4 separate regions of the Mus musculus genome follow, and regions 1, 3 and 4 are each linked to region 2. The links are chromatin contacts, found by Hi-C or POLR2A ChIA-PET in ENCODE. All regions are on one chromosome and are shown on one strand. Each heading gives the region's core, a stretch centred on a gene start or an enhancer-like site at or near the end of the contact. The rest is flanking DNA. Distances are from core to core; before and after follow the strand shown.

Region 1 (2,700 bases), core at 143-2,642, 130 kb before region 2:
GCAATTGGGGATCCGAGTGTCAAGACAGGGGGCGCTACAAGCCAGGTAATGCCAGGACTGGGGGCTGGGAGAGGAGCAGATGTGGGGATAGTACCCTCTGCGTAGGGTTGCCTCTCTCCCCTTCCCTCTACCCAGATTTCAGTTTTCCCCGACCTTGACTCCTTGAACGTCACTGAAAATGGCAGCTATTGCAAGGAGTAGGGGCCGCGGGTCTACCTGCTGTTAAGCTCGGTGGCCCAGGGGAGTGGTGAGGGGTAGCCCAGACCCCTGCCTGGCTCTCTACACAATACTTGAACATTCATCTGTACTGAAGTGTTACTTGAACCGGGGGAATCTCGGACTTGGGGGAGTGTGATGTGAGGGGACCAGCTTGACCGAGACTGGGCTATGGGTACCCAGTTTGGACTGTCCCACCCCTAGCTCTCTTGCATTACTGTCTTGAACAGCTCCACCCTTCACTTGAGTTGGGGTGGGGAAATGTCAGCTTAAAGATGGGCAAGATGGGACTCCTCCAGTTTGGCTCTTCCCATTCTTTCATCGTCATGGAAACTCGTGTCCCATTTGCCCAGGGAACTGCCACTCCTGGTTGCCATGGAAATAGCAGCCAATGGACACCTCCGGAAATCAGTGCTAAGACTGGAAACGGTCCCTCTTAGTTGCTGTGGGAACTTAGTAACAGACTCTTGGCACCTCCCCTCTTCCCACCCCTTTCCTTCTTCCAGTGTGGGGGTGGGGTCTCAAGAGCCTGAGGGAGGAGTCAGGTCTAGGTCCCACTCAACTTAGGCCAGGGGGAACTGGATTGTACTACATGGGGGTGGGGGGAGGGGAATCTATCCACATACCTCAGGTAACAGGAAGGTGCGCGGGTTGGGGGCGGGGGCTGGGCGGACCAAAGGCAGGAGGGGGGGCCTGGGGTTGGAGAAAGGCTTGACGGTGGGGCCGCTTGCGGGAGGGGAGGAGGCACCCCGGCGAGGGACAAGTGGGGCACCCAGCCGGGCTGGACCCCTAACCCCACAAGTCTGTACAATAAGGTTTGCTATAAAACTCAGAATCTAGCCGGGGCCGCTGACTTTTTGTGTCTGTCTGCGGTGTCGAGTCTGAGTGGTGGGTAGGGATGGTGGAAGGGGCTCCTTTGGTCTCTGGGAGGAAAATGGGCTTAATTTTCCTGAGATGACTGCTCAAAGAGGAGTGTGGAAGTCTGGACACCTGTGAATGTCCAGGTACATACACTGGGTGGTCTGAGGCCAGCAAAGTCCCAGCAAAAGCTGAGGCTGAGCATTCACGTCGTGGCCTGGGTTAGAGGGTCCCTTGAGATCTCTGCCCGTGGGCAGACTGCAGGGGTTCGTCTCACGGCTCCACCCAATCATGTGGTCACCGGGCTCCGCCCCTGCCCCAGTTCCTGTTTCGGCCCCTGGGCCTTCTAGACGCGTCCGTAACTGTTCCCGCTGGGTCTGCCTTGCCACCCAGGATGGGGTCCCACCCGCGCTTGGGCCGTCCCTTCTTGGGGATACAAGGCGCCTCGGCCCCTCCTTGACCATCTGCGCTTGTGGTGTAACTGCTCTCAGGATGAAGGGCGGCGAGGGGGACACGGGCGAACAGGCCCCGCTGAACCCGGAGGTGGACAGCCCCGCGGGCTCAGCCACGTACCGGGAGTTCGTGCACCGCGGCTACCTGGACCTTATGGGGGCCAGTCAGCACTCTCTGCGGGCGCTCAGCTGGCGCCGCCTCTACCTCAGCCGGGCTAAGCTCAAAGCCTCCAGCCGCACATCTGCTCTGCTGTCGGGCTTCGCCATGGTGAGGGGTGGGAGGGGGTACACGGGGTGGGTAAAGCACGTGGTGGGAGAAGTCAAGAAAATGGGTCCCCAGTACTGGACTGAATAAAAGGGTTTCTTTAGGATAAAAGAAGGAGCTAAGTCCCAAGGGACTGGAAAAACCCTTTATGTCGGGCACAGCTCTAGGAATATAAACAGACTGAAGATCGGTCCCAGAAATGCCGTGGAAGAAGGGAGTAAAGAGGTCAGCAGATGCAGACTGGTGGGGGGAAAGTCTGAAGTGGCTTAGTTACCAAGTCCTCGAGAGTTGAAAGGCAGTCAAAGCTGAATGAGAGCCTATATCAACCAGATCGGGGAAGGGGGATAGTGTATGTGAGAGTCATTTGACTGAAGGGCCCACCTCTCAGAAGGCACAGAGAATTGCCGGGAAAACTAAGAAACCATGAGGAAGCTGCTGGGGAAGGAAGCTGATCAGGGAGCTAGCAGATAAGTCTGATAAACTGCAGGTGTGGGAGGATAATGTCAGCTAACGGTCCCAGCAGTGGCCCCGGGAAGTGGAACTGAAGATTCCAGAGTGTGGCCTGCAGATGTGTCCTGGTTCCTCCCTACTTAGGGCCAGCTGTGCGGCCCCAAGTCGACATCCACTCCAGTTGCCATCTTTAGGAAGTTGTGACATCATAGAAGGTGCTGTCTCTGTGGTCTGCCAAGCTTTTGTCCAGGAGGATGTGGGATTCTTATGGAGACCCCCTAGAACTAGGTGTGTTAGAACAAGCTCCGCTTAGCAAAGGAGGCTCTTCTAGAACAGTGTGCTATCTAGACTACATGGAAGCTGCTGTTTAGACAAGGATGCTCCGCAGGGTATGGGTGTGGAGTGAAGCTCTGCTAGTTTCAGTTTTCTTCACACTTGGGGGGAGGGCACCCTTCATAA
Region 2 (2,700 bases), core at 152-2,651:
GGAGAGGGAGAAGAAAAAACGAAAAACTAAACAAAAAGAAAGAAGTTGATTCTTTGCCATAAAACTGAGATTGTGAGAAATCTTTGAGGGCCCTCAGCCTCTGGCTACCTAAACCAAGTAGGATAAGCCTCCTGCTAAGTGTTCTGCTTTCTTGACTCCTTGTGATGAGATTGCTCAGTAATTAGCAGCTGGGTGTCAATTGTCTGGGTCACCGACACGACACGACACGAGGTGGGGCTGCTCTGGATTTCAGAAGACAGGTCATGAAGGGGCAAAGCCACTCACTCACCTAACAACAGCTGTAAGGTGTAGAACAGGCAACCAAATATGCTGTTGGATTGGTTGAGGACGCTGTCCGCTCCTAGCATGTGCTCCACCAGCCCAAAGCCCCGGCCCCACCTGGTGGAAGTGAAAGAAGCAGGTAAGTGGGGTAGGCCAAGTGCCTCTTGAGCTTTTTTGTAGAACAGTGATTAGCAAGAAGCTCCACCTACTAAGAGTCCAAAGGGCATTGACCTGGCATGTCCTGGGGCTCTTAGTGGCCTGTCATCACAGACTATCAATAATTTTTCAGGAGTTGGTGAGATGGCTCAGGAAAAACAAGTATCAGCTGCCAGGCCTGTCAACTGGATCGAATCCCCCCGCAGCCCACAAAGAAGGAGAGACTCAACTCCCGAACGTTATTCTCTTGACTTCCACATGCATGTAGTGGCATGCATGTGCCACCTCACAAACAAATAAATGAAAGGTTAAAAGTTTTTCCCAGCTTGATTTCGCTTTACGGTGATCACAACTGGGAAATCTATTTGCTTGGGCCTACAAAGCTACAGTTCCCTCACCACCCACTAACATTTGGTCCTCCAACCCGGACAGAGTGAGCCACTTTGTCCCCTCAGCACAGCCAATAGTCCACCCCCTCCTCCCGCTTTGTATCATCTCAAGTTTCCTCAGTCTCTATGCAATATACTGCCCTGCCTCCTCCAGTCTTCCCATCATTGGTATTTACAGTATCCTCAGAAAGCGTTCAAGCACCAGTATCTCTGTGAGGTCCAGTGTGCACGTCCGATTACCCACCAAAACCCATGGAGCCAGGCCGCTCTCAAAGTGTCCTTTCTGTGGACACTGCGACCCCAGACTCCAAAATTATCTGGTAACCTGGCCTTCAAGAGCCCCATGCTTTCCATGTCTGCACGCACCGAGAGGAGAAGACGCGGGAACAGCTGATGGCCGTGCCCACATCGCAGAGCGCGCGGTAATTTTCATCGCGGGCGCGCGCCGCCTTCACGTGCAGTGCGTACAGTGAGAGGGCTAAGCCAGCGAGGCACAGTGCAAGCCGCACGAGTCCAGGGCTCCTCCAGGTGGTGCCCATGTCGACAGTACAGCCCAGGGACAGGAGGGAAGAATCGCCACGGGGCAGGGCGGGGCCTGCTGTCACCACGCCCCTCCTACCGGAAGATTGGTCGGCCTCCGCTGGCGTTCTCCAATTCAATTGGTTATTCTTAGGCATGACAGCTAGGAATGCTGGGCTGGTAAACAGGATTTAGGAATGTGGGTAATCATTGATAACGCAGCTGCCGGGCATGATGGGAATTGTAGTTGGAGAGGCTGCAAGACATTAAGGGAAATTTGAGTATGTAGTGCTGTAAAGCTACTTTGTTTTGTTTTGTTTGGTTTTTCAAGGACAGGGTTTCTCTGTGCAGCCCTGGCTGTCCTGGAACTCACTCTGTAGACCAGGTTGGCCTCTAACTCAGAAATCTGCCTGCCTCTGCCTCCCAAGTGCTGGGATTTAAAGGCGTGTGCCACCATGCCCGGCTCTGTAAAGCTACTATTAACAGGACGGTAACACACACACACACACACACACACACAAACACAAACACACTGTCGCTATCTTCAGACACACCAGAAGAGGGCATTGGGTCCGGTTACATATGATTGTGAGCCACCGTGTGTGGTTGCTGAGAATTGAACTCAAGGACCTCTGGAAGTTCAGTCAGTGCTCTTAACTGCTAAACCATCTCCCGTTTAGCTCATTTGGGGGGGGGGGGGAGGTGAGACAGGGTTTCTCTGTGTAGCCCTGGTTGTCCTGGAACTCACTCTGTAGAAGACCAGGTTGGCCTCGAACTCAGAAATCCTCCTGCCTCTGCCTCCCGAGTGCTGGGATTAAAGGCATGCGCCACCACGCCCGGCTTAGCACATTTTTTATGACAAGTTCTGTCTATGCATCTGGTATGTCTAGAACCTACGGGTCAATAGACGAATGGAATTCCGCGAAAGCAGGGATACGACTCTGGAAGCATTTTCCCCGAAATTATTTCAGATACCATTTGTCTACAACCTGTCTTTCAAGATCACCGCCAGCCATCCCTCGTGTCTCACTAGCGCCCCTTGTGGGCAGAGGCACCCTCCCTCTCACAATAAATTCCTTTATCTAGGCCATACTTTCCTGTGATTTCCCAGACCTCTGTACCACTGTGGCGCACTCTTGGCAAAACCTGAGCCTGGATCAACCCAACAATCCCTCTTATATTATCTCCCCTTTACAAATATCCCCCCCTCCCCACTGAGGACCTGTCAGTTCTGTACTGTCTGCCTTTCCACCCTTCCCATTTGCCTGGAGTTTCTTCACCAGCTCCCTCTCCAGTTGTCTTTAATCTAATCCCTTCACAGCCAAGTTTTGGGAAGATTTTACATTCCCAGTCT
Region 3 (2,700 bases), core at 142-2,641, 95 kb before region 2:
ACTGCTGCACGGTGCGCTCAGGGCTGGGCCGGGGCTGGGCTGGGCAGGGGTGAGGTGGGGCTGTGGCTTACACTCCCACCTCCTGCAGCCCAACTGCTATGCGAAGGTGATCACCATTGAGTCTCAGAAAAAGATTGTCATCTACTCGAAGCAGCCCATCGGCGTGGATGAGGAGATCACCTACGACTACAAGTTCCCACTAGAAGACAACAAGATTCCGTGTCTGTGCGGCACTGAAAGTTGCCGTGGCTCCCTCAACTGAGGTGGGGCAGGACCGGTGCCCTCACCCCTATTTATTCCCCCTTGGTGCCCTAAGCTCCCAGCACCCCAGCCTTATTGGGCTCAGCAGGGCCCACTGCCCCCACCTTCACGTGGGATAGGGAGCACTGAGGCCAACAAGGGAGCCTCAGTCCTTTGAGGCATCTGCTGCCTCCCCTATGCCCCATGCCCAAACACCCTCTTAATTTTTTTTTCTTTGCGAAGAAGAAGCTGTAAATGTTTTGTAGCTGCCAGCAGCTGTTTCCTGTGGAAACCTGGGGTACCAGCCTGTATAGATGCTATTCTTGGGGGCTGCATAGCCCTTTGCTTCATGTTAATGGGGACTTCCCCTTCTGCCCTATGTGCACCCCGCCCCAGTTTAGGGGTCTCTGGGGCAGTGGCCATGTTCTCCCCCTGGGGGGGCCTTTGGCCCCTAGTCCTGGGAACTCTGTGCCTGGAACCCTGCCTCATCTGTTCCTGCCAGACCCTGTGGGTCACCCTCCCACCCTGGTGTCTCAGGGCTCTGGCTCAGTGGGCCAGGATGGTGGGGGGCAGGCCCTTCTTGTTGGGCTGGATTGTACATAATGTTAATAGTGAAACCCAACACCACATTTTTATAATTGTGATTAAACTTTATTGTACAAAAATGCTTGGTCAGTATCTTTGGGAAGAGCAGACTGGGATGCAAGTTGCCACAGTGGGTGAAGCAGGAGAGAGGGGGAATGGGTGGCTTTGAGTTTGGGGTGAATCAACCTGCAGACCGCAGTGCTGCTTTGGACCAACCACCTAGATACAACAAACATGCCAGATCTGTCTCACTATGGATGCTAGCCAGAATTATGTCAAGATCAGGTTTACCCTGCTCTCCCTCCCAGAACCATAGCTGGTGCTGGGCCTTCAGCCTACTGGGAGACCCAGCAGGAGGGACAAACATATCAGTGATGGGGGCATCCCTTCCCTACCCTATTATCCTGAAATACACTACCAAATGGGCAGGTTCTGTCCTTTGCCTGCCACTGAAGAGTGGACTGGCCACCAGGGGGCACTCTGGCAAGAAAATTCCCTCCAAACCCCCTTGCCCGCCCCTAGGGGTGGAGGCTAGGCTGGTCTCCTTCCTGGAATGGGTCAGGAGGGAGGAGCGAGCGGAAGGAAGGAAGCCTATGTACATCTAGCTGGTCCACCAGTCCAGGACACAACCTCCTCCAGTGGCCAGTTTGTGCGCCCTGGGACTTACTACAGGTAGGCAGAGCTGATACTGAGGCCCAGCTGGCCTGCCTTTTAGCCTGCGCCCTTCCAACCTCCCTATTCAACTCCTTGCTTTCTCTGCCTGTCCTTTAGTAATCTAGTCTTTTTTTTTTTTTTTTTTTTTCCCCCCACCCGCCTCAATCCCTCCCATTCTGCATCCAATTCTAGTGACTCAGCAGTTAGGGTCAGAGGGCAGGGAGCCTTAGTGCTACAGGCACAGAAAACTGCAACCCACCCCTGCTACTCAGCCTCTCCACCCACACTGCTCCCACCTAATGATCCCTTCTATGAAGAACACATGGTTGGAGCAGGTGCTACCAGGCAATTCTAGTGAGCTAAATTCTCTTCCCACAGCTGGGCATGGCAGACTCTGCACAGGTGCCAACACTGGTATACCTGGTCACAGGTGGCTGCGGCTTCCTGGGGGAACATATTGTTCGGATGCTGCTGGAACGGGAGCCCAGGCTCCGGGAGCTGCGTGTCTTTGACCTGCACCTGAGTTCTTGGCTGGAGGAGCTGAAAGCAGGTGACTGGAGTGGGGCAGTAGCAGGAGGTAGGGAGGCCCCATCCCTTCCCAGACTGGGATACCTCAGCTTATGGAAAAGATGATTCCTGTTTGTTCTCCACCAGACAGAGGGGCCGGGTGAGTCATTGGTTCATGTGGCTTCCAGGGTGTGGACAGGCCAAACTCAGCAGCTGGCTAAGGCCCCAGCTCTGACACTGCCTCGGGTCTCCACCAGGGCCTGTGCAGGTGACTGCCATCCAGGGGGATGTGACTCAGGCCCATGAGGTGGCAGCAGCCATGTCTGGATCACATGTGGTCATCCATACAGCTGGGTTGGTGGATGTGTTTGGGAAGGCCAGTCCAAAGACCATCCACAAAGTCAACGTGCAGGGTGAGCTGCTACCTACCTGTTGGCCCCTAGTGTGTGGCCTGCCTCTGACCAGTGATTTTTATGGGAGGGCCTGTCCTTTTTGATAACCTTGTCCATTTACTGCTGTCGAACCCTGTCCTGACCTGATGCGGTTCTCCTTGGACACTGGGGGGGGGGGGGGGGCAGAAGGAGTGAGAGGCGGGAAGACACAGCTTGCGTCTGTCCCTTTCCTCCATAGGCACACAGAATGTGATTGATGCTTGTGTGCAGACTGGCACTCAGTACCTGGTCTACACGAGCAGCATGGAAGTGGTGGGGCCTA
Region 4 (2,700 bases), core at 140-2,639, 72 kb after region 2:
CCATGTGGTTGCTGGGATTTGAACTCAGGACCTTCGGAAGAGCAGTCAGTGCTCTTAATCGCTGAGCCCTCTCTCCAACCCGTCATTTTTGTTCTTATCCACTTGGTAAACTCCCAGTAGAAATGTCATTCCCTCAGACCCATCCTAACCTACTCATTGCAAAATGAATTACCTGATCTCTGTGATCCCAGAGTCCCTGGTATTGGAATTACAGTTGGTTGTTTGCCCACATTCGGGTACTAGGAATTGAACCTGTGGTTTCTCTAGAGCAGCTGTCTCTCCAACCCCCTTGAATTTCGTTTTGTCCTTGAACTGACAAAAAGTGTTCATGCCTTTAAATGCTTTCAATCATTTCCTGTAACCAAGAAGCATTTTGTAGTTCCCCAGGCTTAGACTTTAAAGATCAGAAGGTCTGACCCTGAACTGCCTCGTACCTCATTCACATTCTTAGTCTAGCCGCTCACTGCTCTCATAAGATCCATCTCCCCTCCACCTCTGCCTAGCTCCGGGACTGGAGAGGTAGGCAGGGTCATGCACAGGCTAAACGATCGCTCTATCATTAAGCTACATTCCTCAGATTTCTTTACAAGATGATGATGGGGGAAAACCAGGACGACTGTAATTCCAGGATGCACAGGGCTAAGGCAAATAGGATCAAGGATTCGAGATCAACTGAGCGGTACTGAGAGGCCAAATTAAAAAAAAAAAGGGGGGGGGTAATTGTGGGTTTGAAGCCTCTTAAGTTGTATACATATGTGTTATTGTTGAACCAGCCTTAGGGCCATAGGGTCCAGACTAAAGCTCATCTTCTTCCAGGTTAAACGTCACAATCTATAAACCTTGTTAAGGTCTAAAGAACAGCAAGCCGAGGCATTCCTAAGTGAAAAACGAGACTGATCAGTGTGCTGTCTGTCAGGAGAGAATGTGGAGGACCAGAGCGACACTGCGTTCGACTCAGTTGCTAGGCCAGGGCAAGCGAAAGTATGCTGCATCTTCCCCAGTGAAAGTGGGGCCCAGCCGCTGGGCCGGTCGGAAGGATTTCGGTTCCCACACCCGGAGACTCCAGGCCTTGACTACACAGTTCCGCTCTCGGGCGCAGGGCCCTGGCACCGCCCCTAGCGGGAGGCCGGGTCGTACCATTCTGCCTCTAGTGGGGTAGAGGTGTGTCGAAGGCGAGCCCCGGGCGACGGACGAGAGCCACCGGCCGCAAGGAGAAAGCGCGTGCGAGTGTTTGGGAATAAAGCGAGTTCGTTTTCCCTCTTGTCTTCCTGAGCTCTCCGTATCCCCGGGGAAGGGTGGGGACCTGGGCGTGCCTCCCCCTCGCGCTTCTCCACTTGGTACGTCCCGGTGGCGCGTAGGCGGCAGGCGTACTTAAGGCGGGCGCGGGAGGCGGGGCCGCTCAGTCCTCGCGGCATCGCTTCGCGGTCGTCTGGAACTTTGTTGCTTGGCGGCCTGCGCTGCGCGCGTGCGCGGACATGGCTTCAAACGGTATGTGGGAGCGCGAGGCGGCGACGGCGCGTCCCTGCGAGGCCTCGTTCCCTCGCAGCAAGGCTTTTGGCTTTCGGCTGGGCCTGCGGTGGCGGGCGAGTGGGCTCCCCCACCTCTGGCGGGAAGCAGCGGGTGGAGGGAAGGGGAGGGCGGTGTCGCCATTTTGTTTGGCTCCCCTGGCGCCTTTGGCGCGGAGACCGTGGGTTTTCTCTCCTGGCCCGGTCACTTGAGTCGAGTGTTGAGAGAGACGCTGCCTGGCGACGTGGGGTGACCGGGGTGAGGGAGCTCTGGGTCTCCGCAGCTTCGCCCCACCCCCTCCCCTCCCTCCGTTCCCGGCCTCGCTTTGTCGCAGTGCTGCATCCGGGCACTTGGTGCGCGCACGCGCTCCTCTGGCCCCTCCCCCTTCTCGCCGCGGCCCCCCTCCCCCCCGCCAGGAGTTGGTCCGTTTTTTTTACTTTTTTCTTTTTTTCTTTCTTCTTCTTTCTTTCTTTCTTTCTTCTTCTTTTTTTTTTTTTTTTTTTTTTTTTTGTCGCGAGACCCTCGGCGGAAGACTTGTGGTCCGGTGCTGGCCTCGCCCTGCTCGCTGGGTCCCTTGGGAAGGGGCGGGGCCACCTCTTCCCGCCTCCGTGGCCGCGCAGCGGGAGCGGAAGCTCCTGGCTGGCCTGCGTGTCCGTGGGATTGGGAGGACCGCCAGGGGATGACCAACGGAGTCAGGGACCCCGGCCTGAGTTTCCCACTTCAGAGTTGAGTTTTCCTAAGGCCGGAAGGAAATCAGAGGAGTCGCTCTCCGAGGCCACACCCTCTCGCTGTCAGTTTTGTCCCAGTGCGGGGGTAGAGCTTGGGTTTCCTGCAGGGAGCTGCTGAGCTACAGCTTCCCAGATTGTTGAAAGTGCTGTCTGCTTTGGGTGCGCATGGTAGGCGGGAGCTCAGTTATTTGGAGCCACACGTCGGGAACCTTGGGAGCACCATGCCATTTGGGGGTTGGAGAGTCCCATTCTTCTAGCTGCTTCCTTGGGCTTGAACTCAACTGTGTAATAGCGCTGACTGTCAAAGTTAATCTTGACATCCGGTGATACCACCTTTCCTGTATACAGAGCTGCTGTGAAGATATAAAATGTGGTGACGTGTGTTGCAGGCCTTGGAAAGACCTGCAACAAGTCAAAAGGATTTTTAAACTTAAGGGATGATCTGTATTTTGAGTTTTTTTTTTTT

Evidence for each region. Hi-C counts contacts between places; a loop is a spot of excess contacts on that map. ChIA-PET counts read pairs that join two places held with the same protein, here RNA polymerase II (POLR2A).
Region 1: POLR2A ChIA-PET joins it to region 2 with 12 read pairs in Patski. The contact joins the promoter of Orai3 here to the promoter of Vkorc1 in region 2. POLR2A ChIA-PET finds 5 or more read pairs at or near these places in 3 of 5 experiments (Patski and embryonic stem cell).
Region 3: a loop to region 2 is called in a map of heart, with 2.3 times the contacts of the local background. The contact joins the promoter of Hsd3b7 here to the promoter of Vkorc1 in region 2. A Hi-C loop is called at or near these places in 3 of 37 maps with a recorded cell type or tissue (heart and left cerebral cortex). POLR2A ChIA-PET finds 5 or more read pairs at or near these places in 2 of 5 experiments (Patski and embryonic stem cell).
Region 4: POLR2A ChIA-PET joins it to region 2 with 19 read pairs in Patski. The contact joins the promoter of Fus here to the promoter of Vkorc1 in region 2. POLR2A ChIA-PET finds 5 or more read pairs at or near these places in 4 of 5 experiments (Patski and embryonic stem cell).

Annotation. Positions count from the first base shown.
Region 1 is chr7:127,768,423-127,771,122 of GRCm38, forward strand. Orai3 (ORAI calcium release-activated calcium modulator 3) reads left to right here and starts at 1,393. Exons shown (of 2, transcript NM_198424.3): 1 at 1,393-1,794. The coding sequence starts at 1,567. It overlaps Fbxl19 (F-box and leucine-rich repeat protein 19), which reads left to right. Exons shown (of 11, transcript NM_172748.2): 11 at 1-506.
Region 2 is chr7:127,894,216-127,896,915 of GRCm38, forward strand. Vkorc1 (vitamin K epoxide reductase complex, subunit 1) reads right to left here and starts at 1,402. Exons shown (of 3, transcript NM_178600.2): 1 at 1,194-1,402; 2 at 290-399. The coding sequence starts at 1,366.
Region 3 is chr7:127,799,218-127,801,917 of GRCm38, forward strand. It overlaps Hsd3b7 (hydroxy-delta-5-steroid dehydrogenase, 3 beta- and steroid delta-isomerase 7), which reads left to right and starts at 1,392. Exons shown (of 7, transcript NM_133943.2): 1 at 1,392-1,497; 2 at 1,858-2,029; 3 at 2,244-2,399; 4 at 2,617-2,700. The coding sequence starts at 1,864. It overlaps Setd1a (SET domain containing 1A), which reads left to right. Exons shown (of 19, transcript NM_178029.3): 18 at 1-11; 19 at 89-905. The coding sequence ends at 262.
Region 4 is chr7:127,966,090-127,968,789 of GRCm38, forward strand. It overlaps Fus (fused in sarcoma), which reads left to right and starts at 1,390. Exons shown (of 15, transcript NM_139149.2): 1 at 1,390-1,488. The coding sequence starts at 1,476.